Regions from separate parts of the Homo sapiens genome. Here region 1 is linked to region 2. Evidence: chromatin contacts called from ENCODE Hi-C or POLR2A ChIA-PET data. All regions are on one chromosome and are shown on one strand. Each heading gives the region's core, a stretch centred on a gene start or an enhancer-like site at or near the end of the contact. The rest is flanking DNA. Distances are from core to core; before and after follow the strand shown. Region 1 overlaps IFFO2 (intermediate filament family orphan 2). Region 2 holds the start of EMC1-AS1 (EMC1 antisense RNA 1).

Region 1 (5,762 bases), core at 707-3,206, 280 kb after region 2:
CAAATTAGCAACGCAGCCAGGGCATGAACCAGGACCTCCTGCTTCCTAGCCCAGTACCCGCTCTTCCACAGGGAACTTCCCTATGGATGTCAGACCCCTCTGCCTCTCCCCTGAGCAGCCTTGCGCAGACCTGGCACGCTGGGATCCCTGGAGGAGGCTGCCGTTTCTGGTTGAAAGCAGCTCTGTGTGTCTGTGTGGGTGGCAGTGTTCTGGGGGCACACTTGATTAGTGGCTTCTCAAACCTGGCCCCCATCCTCAGTGTACAGCCTGTGCTCCGTCCTGCTCAGGCCATTACTGCCCGCCTGTAATGGAATCGGCTGCCCTGGTTAAGTGTTCACATTAAATTAATACCTCCTCCGTGGAGACAATCAGTTGGCATTTAATTTGTCTTTCCTTCCGAGAGCTGGAGAGTACAGCTGGGCAGCCGGGCTCTGATGGGCACGTCTGCGAGACAGCCTTTCCTTGGGATCAGGGGCTCCATGGAGATGGGAGCCGGGAGGCCACAAGAGGTGGTGCCAGGTGTCCCCAGGGGGTGGGGCTTGGGGCAGGCAGGAGGGGGCCTCTTTCATGCGCAGGGGCTAGAGCTTATTGGCTGTCCATTTTCGGGGGAGAAGACGGGCTTGCAGCGTGCCATGTGGGAGAGAAAGTCAGGAGGCAAGGCATCCACACGTGCATCAGTGCTGAGCTGCCCAGGAGGTGAGCCCTGTGTTAGCAGTGGTGGCGGGATTTCCACATTGTATTCCCAGCCCTGCCCCACTCCCACTCCCTTATCGGATTTTCTTTCTGCCTTAAATATGAATTGTCTGTGGTATTCGAGGGGGATGGTGTGCAAGGAGGAAGTTGACTCGGTTGTGGTTTTCAGGTTCTCTAGAAGGGCTCAGAAGAAGCAAGTGGAGGCTGTTGGGGGCACGCAGCCCTGACCCCACCGGGGAGCCTGCTCTGGTCTTCCCAATCCATCAGCTTCTGCAAAACTGCATTTGCAGAAAGGGCTCCCCTGGTCTACCACTGTGCCTGCAGCCTCTTCTTCCAGCTCAGATATTATTTTAGAGAAGAACAGCTGATTGGGGCCCCCAGGCTTGGCCCTGGCTCTGCTGTGAGGATGCCTCTGTGCATCTGCAGGTGGGCAAACACAGGAGCTAGGGCAGCGCAGAGCTGAGGGGCATTGGCTGGGCCAAATCTGTGGTTTGAGCAGCCGGGCTCCAGCACAGCTCCCTGGCCACCTGCATCCAGCCCTGCTGCAGTGGGGTGAGCTCCCCGAGGCCAGGGTGGAGCTGAGAAGGTGCCAGCCCTCCACCCGCCGGGAAGGAAGCTGCTCTCTGCCCCCACCTGCCCTCTGCCAGAGGCCAGGCCCACGCTTGGCCCAGAATGAAGTCTTCCACTGAGGGCTCCAGCCCAGCCTCACCTGAGCTCATTTCCCTTCACCTGAGTGAGTCGGCCTAGGCGTGCCGGCCGCTCGCCTTCCCGCAAGGTGTGGGCCATTTCCACACCTCCCTCCCAACTCTGGAGGTGGGAGGCAGCCATGCGCTGTGCCGTTGACGTGGAGCTGCTGAACACCCATGGTCTGCTGGATGCCAGGGTGCTTTTACCCACACCATCCCCTTCCTGTAGTTCTCACAGCCACCTTCGAAAGGGGGTGGCTGGTTTCCCAACTCACAGAGGGGACAACTGAGGCCCAGAGAGGGTAACTGACTTGCTCAAGATCACGCAACTGGGAAGTGATGGGGCAGGATTTGAACCCGTCTCTTGCTGCCCTGGTGTCTTGGGATGCTCACTCCAGGAGCCCCAGGTTCGTCCCTGGAGGGCTTCATTGTTTTGCTGGGCCTGCACCTACTTTCCTCCTGAGCGGGAGCCTCGAGCCTCTTTTTCTGACTGCACAGGAAGTGAAAAATCTGTGAGTCAGCCCCTCTGCTGGTGACTTCAGCTTGGGTTTCCGCCCCTCTGTAGGGCAGGCTTGTCGGTCCCTTTCCTGCGGGTCTGTGTGTCATCTTGAGCTGACGGGAGAGGGGGAGGCACTGGCCCTGAGTGGGGTGGGGGTGGGGACTGGCATAGAATCTGCCCACCCCTTTTCCCCAGAGGCCAGCAGAGACTTCTCGTCCCTCACGTGGTTCCAGTGGTGGCTCCTCAGGAATGCGGAGAGACCACATCTGGCTGGGGTGGTGCTGCCACCTCTCCCTCCTGGCCACCAGCCTCAGAGAGTGCTTGTTCTGCTAAGATGGTGGCCGAGGCCCCTGATCTCAGCTGCTTTGTGCTTTTGTGGAGTCATTTCCTCTCCCTGCACTCTTTGTTCTGACATCCCTGCCTCCCCTCCCTGGCCCAGGGCTGTGGGAAGTGGGAAAGGGAAGGTTTCTCCTTCTCCTGCCTGCTTCCTGCCCTGGCCATCCCTCCCCCTGGCCTGGCCTGGCCTCTCCCAGGAGAGGCTCTGGAGCCGAATGGATGAAGCTGAGTGCAGGGGCTATGCTGGGAATTTGCCTCCTGTGAGCCCCTGGGCTGGGATGTTCAGTCTAAGGATGCTCTGGGGGAAAGGAGTTCTGTCTGGAGGCGAGGGCCATCAGGGCACTGAGGAGTAAGTGCAGCTTTGGATCCATCCATCCATCCATCCATCCATCCATCCATCTATCCATCCAACCAATCCATCCATCCATCCATCCATCCATCCATCCATCCATCCATCCAACCAATCCATCCATCCATCCATCCATCCATCCATCCATCCATCCATCCATCCAACCAATCCATCCATCCATCCATCCATCCATCCATCCATCCATCCAACCAATCCATCCATCCATCCATCCAACCATCCATCCATCCATCCATCCATCCAACCAATCCATCCAATCCATCCATCCATCCATCCATCCATCCATCCATCCAACCAATCCATCCATCCATCCATCCATCCATCCATCCATCCATCCATCCAACCAATCCATCCATCCATCCAACCAATCCATCCATCCATCCATCCATCCAACCAATCCATTCGATAAATGTCTGACTCCTTAGCAAGTGCCCAGCCAGTTTGAGGTGCAGGGAATACAGTAGCAAGCACAGGAATGATCATCATAACCAGCTCTCTGGGCCTGCAGAAGGACTGGACCCCCGACCTGAGACCCGGCTCCTGTGCCTGTTTTCCCACCTAGACCAGGGAACTTGCCTCTTGCTTCCTCTTTGCCCCATCTCTGTGCCTGAGACCTCCCGAGATGAGTGCCAGCCCCCGGTGGCGGTGGGGAAGGTGGAAGTGGCGGTGACCACACAATGGAGCCATCACTGGCCCTGGCGTCACGGGACTGGCTCCTTTGGGCAAGAGCTGTGTGCCGTGGGATCCCACAACCATGCCACTGGGGAAGAGGAGATCCTGGGGCCTCCACTGCTTTAAGCTGTGGGGCAAACAATGGAAGTGGATGTGAGGCTTGGGGAAGAGATGACATTTGAGACAAGCCTGGGAGAATGGCTAGGGTTTCAGGAGGCTGAGGAGGAGAGAGGAAGAGGGGAAATGAGTTACCTGACCTCTGAGCCTCATCTGCAACATGGGGATGATCCCCAGGGGAGGGCTCAGCGGGATTTTATAGAGGGAAGTATGAGTGCCTAATGTGGTGGATACCACCGAGAAGGTAATCAATAAATGTCCCTTCTCTCATCCAGCGCTAGAAAAGAGAAGGATTTGGAAGTTTTATGAGCTGTTGGGTCAGGGTGGGCAGGGGCGGCTCTCAGTGATTCAGGCCGTGTCAGCCGTGGCTGGAGTTGTCCATAGGCCCTGGGTCTTCATTTTCCCACTTGTAAAGTGGGGACAGGGTAGCTTTCCAGCCCAGTGCATGTGCAGTATGATGGAGGGGATCTATGGAAAGGCCCTGCAGAGAGCACTGGGATGTGTTTGTCACCTCATTTTCTGCCAGTGGCAGGCCTGTCAATATTCTGGAGTCTTCAAAAGACCAGAAAGGACCCCTCCCCAGCCAACAGAACAGCTCCTGGACTGCTGAGGGAGACTCGAGGAAAATGGCCTTTGTGCCCCAAAAGTGATCTCTTTATGTTCACTCCAGCCTTCCTTCCCCTTTCAGCCTTAAAGGGCCCGGGCGTAGGATTCTGTCAGACCTGGGTTCGAATCCAGGCGCTGCCACTTCCTAGGCAGTCTTTGGGCAAGTCGTTTGCTCAGCCATGGGCTGGGGCTGGGAGAGGGGATGGTGCAGGCTGAAAGGAAACGATGTCTGCAAACCGCTGATCCAAAGTAGGTGCACCCGCCTCTTGGTGGCAGACAGCGCCTGGCCTGTCCCTTCCTGCTGCCCTCTTTGTTTCTGTTGGTCCCTCTGCCTGAAACACCCTCCCCACTGAAACCTTACTCTTGTGGGCAGACCCAGGGAAGAGGGAGGGTTGTGCTTGGGAAGCTGGTGTTGAAATCTCTGTGCCAGCAACTTGGTTCACCAGTTCTCAGTTAAGCTGAGTGCTCCCTGGCTCTGGGTGGGTGGGCAGGGAATACAGGTGTCTGGAGTGCCGTAAGAAACACATCGCCCACCTGGCCCTTCATGCCAGTCCTCAGAACGATCCAAGGACAGAGCTTTTCTGCATTGTCAACACTGGAGCTGGCGGAGCCAGGTTTTCTCCACCACCGCCGGGAGGGATGTCAGGGCGGGCGACAGGCTCTTCAGTCAAGCCAGCTGCTGTCCACATGCGGGGTCTGTCCTCAACCTCCTGGGAGCAGGCCAGCCGGCTGCCTCCCCCGTCTGGCTTTGGAAATAAAAAGCCCGTGAAATCATTTGTGCAAGCTCATCCTGGGGGTGTGGTATGTGCAGTCAGGAAACACGATTGAGATGTGGGGTTGGGAGGGTGCAGAACTCGGGGCAGGAAGGGAGAGGTGAGGTGGAGGGGCTGGGTTGTGTGGTCTTCAGAGCCTGGCCACTCAGTGCCATCTGTAGCCCAGCATCACTGGGGAGCTGTCTGCCCCAGCCCTCGCCTGCGGAACCAGCTTCTGCATGTTAATAAGATGCCCAGGTGATTGGTATGCACATTCTAGGCTGAGACACGCTGCTTTAGAGACTGGACTAGCTTTGAGTCCCAGCTCCCTGCTTGCTAGCTCTGTGACCTTAGACAAGTTACTTTACCTCTTTGAACCTCAGCTCCCTCATCTGCAAGATGGGCTTAGTTAGAAATTCTTTCCCCAAGAGGGTTAATAATTCACATTCAAGCCAGTGATGTGTGTGTCCAAGGCAGTGAGCCGGGTGTGTGGGGCCCAGAACGTACCCCCCAGTTAATGGTTGCTGGTGCTGTTGCTGTTATTGTGTCTGGAAAGCCAAAGATCTGGGCTCCTGCTGTCACCTTGGGTGGATTTGGGGCAAGTCTCATTCCCTCTCTGGTCCTCGTTTTCTCCGTCTGTACAAGGGTTCTATTGGCCCCTGCCTCGCCTTCCTCATGAGATGGTTGCTCAAAGGAGAAGTGAGGGGTGCTGGGCCTCATTCCCAAGGGCCCCTCTGGGGAATGGGGAGTGTCGGGGAGGTGCCCCTGGGTGCCTGCGTCCAAGGGAGGAGCCATGCCATTCTTTATTTTTTGTGCCCTTCTTTGCTACTCCTGCTCTTGCTGCAAGATGTGTTAGCAGGTTCGCTCTAGACTCCAGGCTGCAGCCAGAGGCTTGCCGGGGCTCGCCCTTGCACCTGCCCTGCTCAGCGGCTTTGGAATTGAGTCGCCTTCCCCGCTCTGAGCCGTGTGGCCAGGAGAGATGATTCAGCTCGGGACCTGTGCTCCAGCCTTTACCCCCCAGAGAAGCCCCAGAT
Region 2 (5,818 bases), core at 1,633-4,132:
CACAATTTCAGACTTACAGAAAAGTTGCAATAGTACAAATAATTCCCAGATCCCCTCTACCCAGATCCCCCAAAGGTTAACATTTTACCACATTTGATTTATCCTTCTCCTTCTGTCTGTCTCTCTCTCTGGCTCTCAATCTGATAGGTCAAAACTTTTGAGAGTGTAAATCTTAAAGTGACATTGTATTCTAGTCCCTCCACAGCTAGCAAAATTGTTTTTTTCGCTCTTAAAGCAAGAAGGCTGCAATAAGCATTTTCTTCTTTTAAGTTCATGCCAGGTGAATTGTTCAGTATCATGGGAAAAATAATACTTGTGGGTTACAAATAATGTCTCATAATTCTAAATTGAATTAGGCTTCTAATCTAATTCCTTATATTCTTGGTAATTTGAAAACTAAGTCTGTTGTGAATTACCAAAAAGGAGCTGCTCTCCATTTGAAGTTTTCAGTATTGCAGTAGGAGTTTCAACAAAATATGCACTGATTACTTGTTCTTGTAACTTTGTAAAAGCTTGAGAACAGATTGACCTCTGTTGGCTCCTACGGGGTAACAGCTAAGGTTTATTCATTTACTTGTTTCTAGAAACACTGTATCTATTAGGATTTATTCCAAGCAACTCTGTATTAGATGGCTTAAAAGAAAAAAGAGATGTGCTATCTACCACTTTTGAAGCTCTGTAGTGAGGCACACTGACCTCATTTGTTTTTAGATTGCTGTACAATTTACAACCACCAAAGTGTGCAAATCATAAGTACAAATCATGGCTTAGTGACTACTGTGTGTGTATATCCATGTAAGCATAACTGTGTCAAGGTATAGAACTTTTCCAGCTCCCAGCAGGCCTCCTCATCACTACCTCTACACAAATCTTTAAACCATACCATTCATCAATGTCTGCCATTTTTACTTCATTGAATTCCCTGTAACATGACTGTATCATGTCTTTTATCATTTTAAATTTCAGTTCCTTGGCAGACACTTGGGATTAGAATGGAACAAGTATTTTAAGTCCTTCAGTTAATTCATAAAAGTTATTTATTGTTTTTTAGTTTCTATCTTATTTCCTGGACCAGAATATTAGAAGCTTGTGTTTCATCTAGAAGTCTTTTATTAGTCTCTTTTGTCATCTAAATTTATAACATAGATGCCATTCCAAATCTTTGTGGCAACACAAGACCAAACCTCCAGTACTGAAATAAATGTGGCATTTATAAAGGAAGTTCTTTATCTGGAGTGCTCTCTCCCAATCTATTAACCAGAAATATAAAGTATATAATAAATAATTTAGGTAAAGGTGAAAATCTCCCTGTGATAGTTTGCATTTGCCTTTTATTCTCCTGGAGAGGGAAGGGAGGACAGCAGATACATTTGATCTTTTATTTCCTGAAATTTCTCCAAGACAGCTTTTGCAGATTAATTTTGTCCTCTGGTTAAAATAAAATTCATGTCCCAAAGCCATTATAAAATTCTGGGTCTCCAGCCTTTCCTTAGGGCTCTGGTTCAGTATCTTGAAATACTGCAATATTTATAGTGTTATGGAAAGTTCTTTTTCATTTCTGATGTTTTTATGTTTAAGAAACTTGCTGTTATTATTATCCTCTGGTAAGTAGGCACTGAAGGAAAATCCCTACTGCTGTCATCAAAGCCACATTTTCCTCCAAGACCGGCTTTGACTTGACTGAATTTTATTTCGAATGTAAAGATGCAGGCTGGGCGCAGTGGGTCAAGCCTGTAATCCCAGCACTTTGGGAGTCCAAGGTGGGAGGAACCTAGGACTTCGAAAACAGCTTGGGCTACGTAGGGAGACCTGTCTCTTAAAAACAAACAAAAAAAATTAAGAGTGGTGGCCTGCACCTGTATAGTCTCAGCTACTGGGGAGGCTGAGGCTGGAAGATCACTTGAGCCAGGGAGGTGGAGGCTGCAGCCAGCTGCAACTCTGCCACTGCACTCCAGCCTGGGCTATTGGGCGACAGAGCAAGATCCTGTCTCAAAAAAGGTAAAGTAGGTCATATCTTAATAAAAGTGCAGATTAATCACTAGGTACCAATTCATTTATCAGTGTTACACACCAAGAACAAAAGCTCTTCCTAAACTTAGGGGGAGAATTTCAGGGCTTTAGGAATTTGAAACCGTCTTCACAGTTCCTTCCCAGTCTTATTTAGGCCAGCTGTAGGCCACAGGCTAGAGCTTGAAGCCGTCCACCAATATCTCACTCACAGGACTGTCCTTAATGCACGAATACCTTTCCTCGAGCAAACTGCTTTTCCCTCTTAGACCTTGTAGCCAGATCATTTTACCGGCAAAAGTCTCAGACATCTCCTGTGAATAAAAGCTTACATTCTTTCCTTGCCAGTAGAAAAAAGGGGAACACGTAAGCATACGTGGCAAATTGCAAAGAGGGATGCATTGTACGAGCTGGTCAGATTGTTAATGAGGGCAATCCAAACAGAAGAGATTTGAGTGCTAAGGGAATACGGATCAGTGATTAAAAGGTGTTGTGAGAGGGAGAAATCTTTGTAAACTATGGCGCTCTTTAGTATTACTATTGGGGGGATCTAGGCAGGGGAAGAAGCAGGTGAAAGCGTTTTAGGCTTCGGCCTCCTCTTGTCGTCCTTAGCTGTCCCAGGCCAGGGCCATTCTATACGCCGAGGCGTAGTCAACTCTGCTGCCCTAGACTTGCCCACTGAACCCATGCCCCAGACTCACCTTTACCCGCTGCCCGGAAGCCAAGTCGCTACCACCTGCTTGAGCAACTCCCACCGCGCAGGCTCAGAAGTTAACGCTCTCCCGCCTTTCCCCGCTGCGCTACCTTCTGAGCAGGCGCAGCGTCTCCGATCCGTTCCCTCGCCGCGGCTCGACCCCGGTGAGAGCAAAGGCCGCTCCGCGCGTCGCGTTTTTGACCCATGACGGCGGCGCGCAGTCTGACGCGACAGATTGCGTCACTTCCGCCCCCTCCTGGGAGGCGGCGCTGGGCCGGTGGCAAGCCCCCGGAGGGAGCCGCAGTAGTACGACGGAAGATGGCGACGAGCGGCGGCGAAGAGGCGGCGGCAGCGGCTCCGGCGCCGGGGACCCCGGCAACGGGGGCGGACACGACCCCGGGCTGGGAGGTGGCTGTGCGGCCCCTGCTGTCCGCGTCCTACTCCGCCTTCGAGATGAAGGAGTTGCCGCAGCTGGTGGCCTCAGTCATCGAGAGGTACCGGGCGGCGGCTCTGGCGGGCGACGCTGTTGTGGGGGGAGGGGATTTCGAGCCGGATCGTCTGGACCCGCTTTCCGGGCCGCCCCCTGCCCCCTTGAGGATCCCCGCCACAGCCACGGCTTCGGGGTCCCGGGCCCGGGGAGACTGGCTTGCCTGGGTTTCCCTCCGCCAACGCATGTAAATCACCTCTACCTCAGTTTCCCCTCTCGAGCAAAACTTTAGCGGCCTCCCTGCGGGAGGGCGTGGCCGGACATGGTTGAGAGTGAGATGCATTCGCCCTCTTAAGGGAATGTTCACGGGGCTGCCCCTTGGGTCAAGTCACAGATGAGTTTGCATTTCTCGCCCGCACTCATCCTCCTAGCCTGGGCCGGAGCGGAGCCGTACGGTATAATTTAATAACGGTCTCCCCGCGGTGCTGTAATCAGTGGGGGCACGTGCTATTTCTGTGACTGAAGCCACTAGCTACATTGATGACCTCTTTTTACGTTGCACTCCTTGTGCATTCCTACTGTATCGGTCTTTGATTAAAAACATTTCAGTGTGTGTCTGAGAGATCATTTTCCCAGAGGATGTGTGGTGTGTGTGTTCTCTTGCTGCCTCCCATCCCCCTCGCATTAAAATATCATCACATTCTTTTACAAACGGTACTATCTGTTGGTTTCCTTTTGTGTGTTTTTGTCTTTTTGCACAGCGATTCTTAGCTAGTGACAGTTATGTAGGTACAAAGATGGTGATCTCAGAGTGCCTGCCTTTTCCTGACATACTGTGCTCAGAGCAGTCTTTCATTAGTTTAATGGTAGACTTTTGCTTTTAAAGCCAGACTGACTTTCATTTTTCTAGCCATACCTCATTTCAGCAACTCCCTGCAATTGTTAACTGGGTCATTTTAGCTTCACGATGACAAGGGTATATCTAGCTGCTATCCAGAGGTTAAAAATTGCTATTTGTTACTCAAAGGAGGCCCACGGTTTGACAAATTGTTTTTGTGCTTTTTCTTGTTGTAGACTTGTAATCCTTTGGATGCAGAGTTTTTAACAAATTATAATAAAATAATGGTTGAGTTTGGTAACTTCACAGTCAGCTTTACAGACGGATTTTGCTATCTAATCATCAGGCCAGGAATGTTCTGAAGATGTAAACAGGTTTCAAATATACTACTTTCAAATTACGTGGCTGCTTTTTGTTTTAAACATTTGGATTGGCAGTATTTTTCCTGACTCATACTCATGTTACGTAGAATCAGTAACGTTCCAGTCTTTTTAGAGCATTTGCTTTTATGTTTTTCTGGACATGAGCTGGATAGGTTATAAAATATTAATAATTTGTTGACACCCTTCCATAAATCCTGTATTCTGGGGCCACCTTTAAAGCTGTAATACTTAAGGAACACCCTCCAACCAAATACATCACTAGGTTTGAATTTTGCCATGTATGTGGTAGTGGTCTTTGCCATACCCTCTGTTTGTACAAATAATCAAGAGTTGTATTTGTAGACATTAATAAGATCTCTCTTTATGGCTTAGAAAATAAGTCCAAACTGATGGGTCTTTGGTAACGCATTTATTGGAAGGCAAGATCTCTTTTTTTTTTTTTTTTTTTTTTTGAGATGGATTCTTGCTCTGTCACCCAGGCTGGAATGCAGTGGCGCCATCTCAGCTCACTGCAAGCTCCACCTCCCAGGTTCACACCATTCTCCTGCCTCAGCCTCCCAAGTAGCTGGGACTACAGGTGCCTGCCACCACGCCCAGCTAACTTTTTGTATTTTAAGTAGAGATGAGGTTTCACCATGTTAGCCAGAATGGTCTCCATATCCTGACCTTGTGATCCACCCGCCTTGGCCTCCCAAAGTGCTGGAATTACAGGCATGAGCTACCGTGCCCAGCCGGAAGGCAAGATCTTTTAAGTCTTCTGGTTTTTGGAGCTCAGTTAGCTTTGAAAGCCTATGTGTCCTCTGCAGGCTGTGTGAGAGGAGTATGATCTAAAGAAAAATTTCCAGAAGAAATACCTGGCTTACAAGTTCTTTACAGTGAGAACAGCTAAACGTATCAAGTGTTCAGTTTGTTATAAAGCAGGCGTTGGCAAACGTCCTGTAAATGGCCAGATAGTAGATAATTTTGGGACATGTGGTCTCTGTCTGGACTGTTTAACTCTGCCATCATTGTGTGAAAGCAGCCACACACCATATATAAATGAATGGGCATGGCTGTGTTTAAAATTATATCTATGGGCACTGAAATTTGAATTTCATGTAATATTTACATGTCACAAACTATTCTTTTGATTTTTTTTTTTTCAACCACTCTTAGCCATACAAAAACAGGTGACTTCCTGGATTTGGCCTGCAGGCCATAGTTTGCCAACCCCTAGCTTGGAGCACACAAATTATACCCTGCTATCATTATTCTGGTTTTCAAAAGTTTTATTTATTTATTTATTTTTTGGAGACAGAGTCTTGCTGTGTCACCCAGGCTGGAGTGCAGTGGCACGATTTTACCTCACTGCAACCTACGCCTCCCAGGTTCAAGTGATTCTCGTGCCTCAGCCTCCCAAGTAGCTGGGATTATAGATGTGCGCCACCAGACCCGGCTAATTTTTGTATTTGTAGTAGAGACGAGGTTTC

Evidence for each region. Hi-C counts contacts between places; a loop is a spot of excess contacts on that map. ChIA-PET counts read pairs that join two places held with the same protein, here RNA polymerase II (POLR2A). Pooled maps may share reads with other maps.
Region 1: a loop to region 2 is called in a map with no recorded cell type, with 10 times the contacts of the local background. The contact joins the enhancer-like site here to the promoter of EMC1-AS1 in region 2. A Hi-C loop is called at or near these places in 3 of 37 single-sample maps with no recorded cell type and 9 of 50 pooled maps. POLR2A ChIA-PET finds 5 or more read pairs at or near these places in 5 of 52 experiments (activated CD4-positive, alpha-beta memory T cell, activated T-cell and activated naive CD4-positive, alpha-beta T cell).

What each region holds. Positions count from the first base shown.
Region 1 is chr1:18,922,970-18,928,731 of GRCh38, reverse strand. The region is part of intron 1 of IFFO2 (intermediate filament family orphan 2); the gene reads left to right. Among named protein-coding and RNA genes, the nearest start is that of ALDH4A1, 23 kb to the right of the region's middle. RefSeq lists enhancers at 513-562, 893-982, 1,483-1,602, 1,231-1,857, 1,883-2,102. Within about 2 kb of position 1,956, at least 34 of the 41 ENCODE cell types and tissues checked have a DNase peak (open chromatin) inside an H3K27ac peak, as active enhancers do.
Region 2 is chr1:19,207,450-19,213,267 of GRCh38, reverse strand. EMC1-AS1 (EMC1 antisense RNA 1) reads right to left here and starts at 2,882. Exons shown (of 2, transcript NR_135114.1): 1 at 2,709-2,882. It overlaps UBR4 (ubiquitin protein ligase E3 component n-recognin 4), which reads left to right and starts at 3,002. Exons shown (of 106, transcript NM_020765.3): 1 at 3,002-3,195. The coding sequence starts at 3,020. RefSeq lists silencers at 1,918-1,987, 3,013-3,332 and enhancers at 2,613-2,662, 2,913-2,962.